2 separate regions of the Homo sapiens genome follow, and region 1 is linked to region 2. A link is a loop called in an ENCODE intact Hi-C map of the cell type or tissue named here. Cell type or tissue: endothelial cell of umbilical vein. All regions are shown on one strand. Links, peaks and the distances in the headings refer to the core of each region. The heading gives the core; the rest is flanking DNA. Region 1 holds the start of LOC107984554 (a long non-coding RNA gene). Region 2 has its middle 38 kb from the start of C13orf42.

What was found. Hi-C counts contacts between places; a loop is a spot of excess contacts. Peaks named below come from ENCODE experiments on the same cell type or tissue, not always from the same donor. Only the 100,000 strongest peaks of a DNase experiment are listed, where the experiment ranks them.
Region 1: it touches region 2 in a loop (2.7-fold over the local background); 12 of 110 quality-filtered maps call a loop at or near these places.

What each region holds. Positions count from the first base shown.
Region 1 is chr13:51,199,847-51,205,223 of GRCh38, reverse strand. LOC107984554 (a long non-coding RNA gene) reads left to right here and starts at 5,142. Exons shown (of 2, transcript XR_007063803.1): 1 at 5,142-5,177. In endothelial cell of umbilical vein, for the core only: no CTCF peak of the experiment used is centred there; a DNase peak (open chromatin) is centred at 2,353; H3K27ac peaks cover 698 bases.
Region 2 is chr13:51,146,748-51,152,124 of GRCh38, reverse strand. It overlaps a transcript of C13orf42 not described here. Among named protein-coding and RNA genes, the nearest start is that of C13orf42, 38 kb to the right of the region's middle. RefSeq lists an enhancer at 2,966-3,857. In endothelial cell of umbilical vein, for the core only: a CTCF peak has its summit at 2,971; DNase peaks (open chromatin) are centred at 2,994 and 3,794.

The sequences.
Region 1 (5,377 bases), core at 197-5,196, 53 kb before region 2:
AAGAGAAAGCATCACTAGAAGACCAGGTGGAGGCTGTGTTGCCTTTTATGATGTAGCCTTGTTTCTTGTTTGTTTCTTTGTTCAAGGGAAATTGTAAGACATAGTATCATTTCTGCTAAAGTTATAAACTTGCCTAGATTCAATATTGGAATATAGACCGTACCAATCAACAGGAGGAATGTCAAAGTCATATTTTAAAGAAGATGATGTGGGCTGGGAGGCATGTTTGTGGCCATCTCAGGAAAATATAATGTCCCAGAATTGGCATTTAGGGAACTCTTCAGAGAAGTAGACTGGGAATTGTTTGTCATCCACCTCTTCCTCAAACTTTTTGTGTTAGTCTGTTTTGCATTGCTATAAAGAAATACCTGAGGCTGGGTAATTTGTAAAGAAAAGAGGTGTATTTTGCTCATGGTTTTGCAGGCTGTACAAGAAGCATGGCACATGGTGAGAGAGGGAGCTAAAGAGAGATGGGGAGGGAGGCTTTTTTTTTTTTTTGAGATGGAGTCTTGCTCTTGTTGCCCAGGCTGGAGTGCAGTGGCATAATCTTGGCTCACTGCAACCTCCACCTTCCAGGTTCAAGTGATTCTCCTGCCTCAGCCTCCTGAGTAGCTGGGATTACAGGCATCTGCCACCATGCCCTGCTAATTTTTGTATTTTTAGTAGAGAGGGGGTTTCACCATATTGGCCAGGCTGGTCTCGAACTCCTGACCTCATGATCCACCCACCTCAGCCTCCCAAAGTCCTAGGATTACAGGTGTGAGCCACCACGCCCAGTCTGGAGGCTCTTTTTTTTAACAACCAGCTCTCGCTGTAAGTAATAGAGTGAGAAGTCATTCATTACTGCAGCAAGAAAGGCACCAAGTCATTCATGAGGTATCCACCCCATGACCCAAATGCCTCCTACTAGGCCCCATCTCCAACACTGAGGATCAATTTTCCACATGAGATTTGGAGGGGACAAATATCCAAACTATATCACCTCCCTTGAAGCTTTGATACTTTGGAGAGACCTCTAAGAGCTCTGTTGTAGACTGTATACCTAGATCACCAGAAAACAGCATGAGGAGGACTCTGTTAGCTTAAGAAATCAGAAGAACCATATTCATTTAGTTATTCAACAAAAATTTATCAGGGACCTACAGTGCATCTGGCAGTATGCTAGGTACTTGGGAAAACAGACATAGTTCAGCACTCTTGGAACCTGTTTGACAAATAATCAAAAAAGTCACGAATAAACAAAACGTTGATAGTTTGAACAAATGTTAAAAAGAAAATAAATAGGATATGTGATGGAGAATGATTGGCAGGGTGCCTATGTTAGATGAGGAAGAGTCAGAGATATAGCCTTTCTGAAAAAGTGACACTTAAGATGACAAAAGAAGAAATAAGAAAAGCCACAAGCCCAGCGTCTCAGGAACAGGATTCAGCAAGTCTGAAGCCCCAACGCAGAAAAGTGTAATGCGTCTTCTAGGGGCATAGTGAGAAAGGGGGAACAAAATATGACAAAGAGGGTTGGGCTGGAGACCAAATTGTGGAGCCGTCAGCACAAATATGGCATTTAACATTGCAGGGAAGGAAAAGATGACCCAGAGGAAAGGTGTAGATAGATGAGGCAGAAATGAGAAGACCCAGCACACAGAGGAACAGCCTGACTTTGAAGTCTGGCCAGACTTTAAAGAGGAGGCTGGGAAGGAGGGCAGTGATGGACGAGGAAACAGAAAGTACAACCAGACAAATGCCAAGACAAGAGACTGCTTCTAGAATGTAGGAGCAGCCATCAGCTGAATTCAGCTAGTAGGCTGTGGAAGGTGGTACAGGCACAAACCTATGGGATTGAGAGCATGAGGGTTTTCATTGACGTTGTTCAGAGTCATTTCACCGGAGTGGAAAAGCCAAAAGCCCCATTGGAGTGGGAGATGAAGAGCTGGAGGCAACATTCCTGGTCAAATCTCTTGAACATTTTTGCTGGAAGCAAGTAAAGAGAAATGGAACGTTAACATTTTCTAAAGTGAGTTCTTCAGAATGTGAGCTATATTAGGTATTAAACTGGTTTAATGCAAATGAAGTTTTGAGAAAACTTGGGTTTAAAAAAGTCTTTCCTACCTATCTTTATGCACCTGGATAAGCTAATATTCATTGTGAATTTTCCTCCTTATTTTCATTTAAAATTTTCAAGTTGTGTCTCGCAGTACCAATGGAACAAACTTTAGGAAGCACTGAGCTCATCTATATTTTTTGTCCTCAAGTTTTATAAAGGGAAGATACAGGAAAAGCTTTCTAAATGTGCAGTTCTGTATTCTTTGCAAAACTGTAGTGAGCACATTGTTAGTTGAGTGACTCAGTGTGCCTGATATCAAGAACTCTGTGACACATTTCCCCTACAAATTAATACCAGGAAAAATAAATTGCTTCTCAGAATGAACTGGGACATTTAAAAATATTGATCAATGAATCAAGAATGAATCACAACTTTCTAAAACTAAAAATGACCTTAAATGTAATCTGGTGAATCCCATCATTTTTACAGAGGAGAGAAACAGGCCCAGCGATGTTAAAGCAGCTGCCTATGCCCTGGATTCTTTAGCAGTAAGCTCCCTCTTCCCAGCCAGTCCTTGGGTCACCAGCCTGTAGGGAAACCATAGAGGACATTTGTTTCACCACACTGAGCTGCCAGGAGTCTTGGTAGTAGATCTTGTCCTCAACTACAGTAATCAATTTGTCCTAGTTGCCTGATAACCTTTACTACAGTCTCTTAAAATTATTGTTTTTCTGGGTTTTTATTAATAAGCATGCTTTACCTCTTTACTTGGGTTTTAGTTAAGAGCTCCGTATATTTTCAGAAGGCATAATCATAAACTATATTAATTTTAAATAAATAAGTGCATAAAGGAATTTACAAATTAGTCCTGCATGTTTGGAAGTTGGAAAGTATTTTCCTTATAAATCATGTTAAACACGGTAGTTAGTTTCTACCACGAGAGTCTTTAACCCATAATAGAACTGGAGTTCATTTGTACCTCTCTCTAAGGTTGGCCCATGTGTTCTTATCACCATCTGGGGGTGGGAGGGTAAACCTTTGCTCCTACCTGTTAAAGGTGGAGGCAGAGGTGAGAGCCAAGAACCTCTGTCTGAGTCACAGAGACAGAAAGTCAAAGATAGAAGGATAGAGAGGAAGAGACAGAGAGACAAGTCAGACAGAGAGAGAGAGAGAGACAGAAAGTCAAAGAGAGAAGGAAAGAGAGAAAGAGAGAGAGATAAAAGTAGTAAAGAAAAAACAGTGTACCCTATTCCTTTAAAAGCCAGGGTAAATTTAAAACCTGTAATTGATAATTGAAGGTCTTCTCCGTGACCCTGTAACACTCCAATACCACCTTGTTGTCAGTGTAAACAAGGGCACAGCCCGAAAGCACTGAGGCCACTGACAACCCATAGCCTTCCTATCAAAAATCCTTAACCCAGCAGGTTCCTAACAGGGGATCTAAATCTTAATTAATTACCATACGAAGGTCCGACCAGATCTAGGAGGAACTCCCTTCAGGACAGGACGATAGATGGTTCCTCCTGGGCAATTAAGGGAAAAAGACAAAATGGGTATTCAGTAAGTGATAAGGAAACTCTTGTAGAAGCAGAGTTAGGAAAATTGCCTAATAATTGGTCTGCTCAAGAGCTGTTTGCACTCAGCTAAACCTTAAAGTACTTACAGAATCAGGAAGGAGCCATTTATACCAATTCTAAGTTAATATGGACTAAACGAGGTCTTATTAATAGCAAAGAATAATGGAAATCCCAAACTTACAAGGTTTTCAACAAAAGTAAAGTTTGCTAAAAGTTAACAGTGTAACATGTATTGTCCTAACTTCTAATCTTACGGAAATCAGACTCTATCAGTTCCCCTCAAAGCTCAAGTCCAGTCAGCGCAGGGCCATAAAACTAATACTCCTACTTATAGGGTTAGGAATGGCCACTGCTACAGGAACCGGAATACCAGATTTATCTACTTCATTATCCTACTACCACACACTGTCAAAGGATTTCTCAGACAGTTTGCAAGAAATAACAAAATCTATCCTTACTCTACAGTCCCAAATAGACTCTTTGGCAGCAGTGACTCTCCAAAACCGCCGAGGCGTAGACCTCCTCACTGCTGAGAAAGGAGGACTTTGCACCTTCTTAGGGGAAGAGTTTTGTTTTTACACTAACCAGTCAGGGATAGTATGAGACACTACCCGGCGTTTACAGAAAAAAGCTTCTGAAATCAGACAATGCCCTTCAAACTCTTATACCAACCTCTGGAGTTGGGCGACATGCCTTTTCCCCTTTCTAGGCCCCGTGACAGCCATCTTGCTATTACTCACCTTCAGGCCCTGTATTTTTAACCTCCTTGTCAAATTTGCTTCCTCCAGGATCAAGGCCATCAAGCTACAGATGGTCTTACAAATGGAACCCCAAATGAGCTCAACTCTCAACTTCTACCAAGGACCCCTGGATCGAACCACTGGCCCTCTGGCTGGCCTGGAGAGTTTCCCTCTGGAGGACACTACCACTGCAGGGCCCCTTCTTCGCCCCTATCCAGCAGGAAGTAGCTAGAGTGGTCATTGCTCAATTCCCAACAGCAGCTGGGGTGTCCTGTTTAGAGGGGGGATTGAAAGGTGAAGCCAACTGGACTTCCTGGGTAGAGTGGGGACTTGGAGAACTTTTCTGTCTTACAACAGGACTGTAAGATACACCAATCAGCGTCTGTAAAAACGTACCAATCAGCACTCTGTGGCTAGCTAGAGGTTTGTAAAATGCACCAATCAGCACTCTGTAGCTAGCTAGAGGTTTGTAAAATGGACCAATCAGAGCTCTGTAAAATGGACCAATGGGCACTCTGTAAAATGGACCAATCAGCACTCTGTAAAATGGACCAATCAGCAGGACATGGGCAGGGACAAATCAGGGAATAAAAGCTGGCCACCCCAGCCAGCAGGGGCAACCTGCTGCCGTTCCTTTCTGTGTGTGGAAGCTTTGTTCTTTTGCTCTTCTCCATAAATCTTGCTGCTGCTCACTCTTTGGGTCTGCACCACATTTAAGAGCTGTGACACTCACCGTGAAGGTCTGCAGCTTCATTGTTGAAGTCAGTGAGACTACGAACCCACTGGAGGGAACCAACTCCAGACACAACAGTGCACTGGGTAAGTAACATTCCTATGCTCCTGCTGACCTTCCTTCACTTGTTGCTTCTTCCATCACGTGGGAGTAAAGTGGCTCTTGCAGGCTGCCTGAGACTTGTCCACTCCATCGCACGCTGTCTACCATGTTTTCTGCCTGAAACGTTCCTTTGTTTCCAGAACTTACGGTTTGGGCGTCTGTTCTGTTTGCTTTCTTCTCTACA
Region 2 (5,377 bases), core at 186-5,185:
GTTTCTTTCTTTCCACACTGTGGTGAGTATGAGAATATTGTTATTTGGGGCAGTGATTCTTAAACTGTCATGCACCTATGAATCCCCTGGGATCTTGTTAGAATGAAGATTCTCTCCTGGTAGGGCTGGGCTGGGCCAGAGATTCTGCATTTCTAACAAGCTCCCACGTGACTCCTGGACCATACTTTGAGGATCAAGGGTCTAGACCAGCCTGGACAATAAAAAACTGCTTCCTTCTTCAGCATTCATGTCTAAATAAAAGGCCCTGGGACCATGTAAGTCCAGAATAGTACAGACCCCTTCTATCAGGCTTCTAGGTTAAGCTGAAATGTCTCCTCTGCTCCAGGAAGCCTTCCTTGGCTCCCCCAGGCAAAGGGGAGCACCATCAGCTCAGTGCTCCCTCAGGGCTTGGTACATGCATGTTTAGTGCATAGCATGTTGCTTTACCTGCATGTGCAGAATTTTCTCTCCCTACTGGACTATGTGTCTCTGGAATGCCGGGCATATTTGCATTGGCAGGGTCAGTGCCTGGTCATAGAAGGTGCTTATATTGATTTCCTATTACTGCTGGAACAAATCATCACCAACTTAGTGGCTTAAAGCAATATGAAGTTCTCTAGGTTAGATGTCCAACACAGGTCTCACTGGGCTAAAAATCAAGGTGTCCGCAGGGTTCAGTTCCTTCTAGAGGCTCTAGGGAAGAATCTGAGTTTTTGTTTGTTTGTTTGTTTGTTTTTTCTTTTTTTTTTCCTTTTCCAGCTTTTGGGGCTACCTGCATTTCTTGGCTTCTGGCCCCTTCCTCTGTCTTGAAAGTCAGCAATGGTGTGCTGAGTCTCTCTCACATTTCATTTTTCTGCCCTCTCCTGCCACCCTCTTCCATTTTTAAGAAAGATAATCTGGAAAATCCCCCCATCTTAACCTGATTAGCAGCCTTAATTCCCTTTACCATGTGGTGTAACATATTCGCATATGTAACATTACCATGTGGTGTGACATATTCACAGGTTGCAGGGATTCATGTGTGGACGTCTTTAGGGGCTGTTATTCTGTCTACTACAATGTTTGACTAGTGTCTATAGAGTGAATTTGTGCCTGTGATTGGCCTTATGCACACAGCTCAGGCCAGGGGGGTTCTGAAGAGTTGAAGATTCTACAGCTCTGTACTTGCTGTGGCCAATTTTTTTGGTAGCATTTCTGGTATTTTTCATTTAGCTGGGATTATTTCTGACTTCTGGCATCTCAGAAGACATTGGTAGCCTTTTGATTCTAGTCATCCATACACAGGCAAGATCTGCATAGAACCAAGGAATTCAGTTTACCTCAGCAAGTGCTAATGCAGCTCTAGTTTTAGTTTTCATTCTGGGATGGAACAACATAGCCCCAGTTGTTGAGGGTCTCTCTGCGAGTATCTTTCTGGTGGCACAAGCAGTGACCCCTAGGCAAATTGATGGGCTCATCTGGATTAGTCCACTGCATTTTTTAGGATGGCCAAAGCTGCTTTCTGGAAAGAAAGAGGTTCTGTTATACAGCCAGTCTTCTTGAAAAATGTTTGTAGAACTGCTGAAAGTATATATAATTTACGCAGAATTTATGCCAAATTTGGGCTGAATATATATGTTTTGGTTGTGACCAGGACGGAGGAGTGTGTTAACAGAAGCAACTTTCTTAAAGCCTCCCTTCCCGTGTGATTGAAGTTCTAATATTACTTCCTAAGGGACTACATTGAACCTGTTCCAAGTATATAATAAGAATAAAGCCCAGTATTGATTCCCCCAGTCGCCCCAGTAGGATACGCTGGTGGCTGTAAATTTGAAAATTGTGACATACAATGACCAAGTGCTCAAAGATGTTTGTTTTCACTGTGACCAAGTGACCAAGGGCTGCCTGTTAAAAAATATCCCCAATTCTGGAGAAATGTGGGGGTCCCACAAACGACACCACAGTAAATGAAAATGTCAGCAGTAAAAGCTGATCATGTGTTTTTGTCTACATAATTTTGTCCATAATTCTTGTGCAATTCTGTTATGGCACTTCAAAAGGGAAGCTTCTTTAAAACTGGTTTTATATCTACGGAAAATTCTAACTTCTAAATACAAAGGTCTGAGTTTATTCGTCAAATATTTCATTTATCCATGCAAAGTTCTAAGATGATGTAAATAATGTGTATCTTCTACTGTTTTCTGGGAAGAGTGCTATTTCTTGGGCTAAGATATAGACTCTTGAAGACAGGGTTAGTGTTAGTATCTTTTTGTTCTTGCTGTTTCTGGCACCATCTCAACTCTGCCTAAAAACGTCAGAGAAAGCCTTCCTACAGAGGAAGGGACAAGAGAGGTGCTTATTATTGATGATGAAGAGAAATATTCATGCTAAATGACTTCAAAGATATAACTGTTTCCCGAACTGAGCAAAATGAGTTTGCACTGGAAAAACATAATTGCCTTTGGCTCATAGTGGCTTCACTATGCGTCTACCTTGTGCTACCTCTCTTGTGTGTCTGGGGGCTGGAGTGGATCAATGAGAACCAGGCTACCATTGATCAAGCAGAATGGTGATAATGACCAGACCAAAGGATATTTTTTTCAGCTTGAATGTCCAGGGTCAATGCTTCTGGCTGTCTCAAAGGGAAGAAGCAGTTACAGCATTGTTCAAAATGGCTCTTTAGAGAAATCATTTCTAGCTCACTCCATTTGCATCTGTATTTCAGATTTGCTAGGTTTCCTTTGCAAACATTTTCACTTATTACCCTTTATCACCTTTGCTAATTAAGGAAGATACAGAAACCAGATTTTTAGGGTTTTTTTTTTTTTTTTTTCAATTTCAGCCTTTGGCCACTTCCTATAAAAGATTTCCCTCTGCTTTGAATAAAATTTCTAAGCAGCCTTCAGAGCCAAATTAAATGATTTGGAATTCTCTCTAGCTAGCTGATCTTTAGCTGCAGAGATCAAGAACCCCATCTAGTGGGAAAATATGAAGCTGCCACCGCAGTGACGGACTGAAATTAGCAGCGTGGTTGAAATTCTTGCCCAGCCCTTCTTGTGGAGCACAAGAAGGCCTCTGCAGAAGCCTCATTCAGAATCTCGAAACTATCAGCCTTTCAAACTGTGTGGGGCAGGAGGTGGGCAGTCAGAAAGATGCTTTGTGAGGGGAAGGAAAACAGCACCCATTCCCCTCTGCAGAGTAAAGGGAAGCCTGGCCCCAGGAAGGAGCAGCTGCCTGCAAGAGGGAGCCTGAGCCGTGGAGTCCTGGGAGCCTTTGAGGTGGGCAGCCAGGGCGTGGAGGCAGCAGCAAGCCCAAACGGTCAATACGGGCCCAGCTGGGGCCTGGCGGCGGAGGGTACCCTCAAAGAGCCCTGGCTCCTGAGGCCAGCGGGGCATTTGGGCCCTCAGCCAGTTAGGGGGTTTGTTCTTCCTTTTCCTAAGGCACGTCGCTGCCCAGTGGGAGTGGGTTCCTGTCCATAAGCCAGAAGCCCCACCATGTGGTGGAGGGAAAGGATGACTTTCCTTCTCATCCCCAGGTGTCATTGGACCCCCCTCCAGGGGGACCTCAGGGGATTGCATGAGCTGTGCTCTTCCTTCGTGAGCCTCCTGGCTCTGCAGGGGGCTGCCGGCTTTTACCTTACAGCTCTTCACTGAAATGTCACCTCCCTGTGGGGCTTCCTGCCACCACCATTGTTCTCTGCATGGCACCCTGTGGGCGTCCTTCATGATGCCTATCACACCATTTAAGATGTTTTCCTGTGCGTCGCTCTCCTCCCCTGCTGAGGGCAGGGGCCGTGCGTGTGTGCTATGTTGCTGACGTAGTCCTTCCTGCTGCAGTGCCTGGCACAGGGCAGGCGCTCCCTTGTCTCTGTAAAGAGATGAAGAGGCTTGGCTGAGCCCAAGGACTGGGAGGCAGGCTGCTGGCAAGGCCTGGGGAGACCTCTCCCTGGCTGGCCCTTGTTTCTTTTCCTTCCTCTCCACTAGAAGTAATCATAGGGGTCCAATTTGCCATGGGATTTTACGGAAATCACATGGGTCAAAGTGCTATGCAGATGCAAAGCGTCATCCAGTGCTGTTTCATTTCCATTTGCTTGGTTCCATGTGTTGGGGGAGGGTCCACCAGCACCCAGAGCCCAGGGACCCTATGATTCTGTCATATACAGAGTGGCAAACGTCAGACATAGGAGGCCCTTGCAGATCCCCTAATCCGGGGCTTCTCAAGCCCTCTCCATATGTGAGAATCAACTGAGCCGTTTTATTAGCCACAGACCCGTTCCTCCCTGCTGGAGGTTCTGATTTAATTGGTCTGTGAGGAGGATCAGGCATGGGTATTTTTAAACATCTCTCAGGTGATTGATTCTAATGTGCAACTAGGGTTGAAGACCTGGACCAAATCCACCCCTTCGTTGTTTTTTTTTGAGACACAGTCTTGCTCTGTTGCCCAGGCTGGAGTGCAATGGTGCGATATCAGCTCACTGCAACCTCTGCCTCCCGGGTTCAAGCGATTCTCCAGCCTCAGCCTCCCGAGTAGCTGGGATTACAGGCACCCGCCATCATGCCCGGCTAATTTTTGTGTTTTTGTAGAGATGGGGTTCCACTATGTTGGCCAGGCTCGTCTCGAACTCCTGACCTCAGGTGATCCACCCACCTCGGCCTCCCAAAGTACTGGGATTACAGGCATGAGCCACCATACCTGGCCTCACCCCTTGCGTTTAAAATGAGTCCACAGAGCCCTGGAGGATCACAGCAGCCACTGTCCCATGGTCAGCAGAGCCATGACTGGGACCCAGGCCCCTGCCCCTTCTCTCACAGGCACGGAGGGAGCTAGGCCACAGGCACCAAAGCGGGATTTGTCCTATAGCAGGACTGACTCTCACAGAGACTGTTCTCCTGTGTAGGAGATAAGAAAGGGGGTCCCCACCACACCTAGTCCAAGGTCTGAGAGCAATGTGTAGATGCTATGCAGATGCAGAACAGGAAATGGTGCAGCATCCACACCCCAGCAGAGTACCTGGGAGGGGGACACATGGTCAGTACCTGGGACTTCCCTGGGATGCCACCTCTCCCCTGGCCTGCCCCCACCTTTTGCAGCTGCAGCTGTTTTACTGCTTCCAGCAAGGGTAGGCAATCCTGAGGTTGATAGAAGCCTAGGGAAGTACTGTGAGCTTTGACACTGACCAGGGGATCAAAGCGGGCCACTGCAGGTTGAGGAACCTGGTTTGGTGATGGGTGCAGGCCAGACAGACACTGAGATAGAGAAACCCAGAGCTCTGGGCAATGTGAAAGGAAAATAAGTCTCAGGTTTCCCAAATCACTAAGCTAAAGGGAAAAGTCAAGCTGGGAACTGCTTAGGGCAAACCCACCTCCCATTCTATTCAAAGTTATCCCTCTGCTCACTG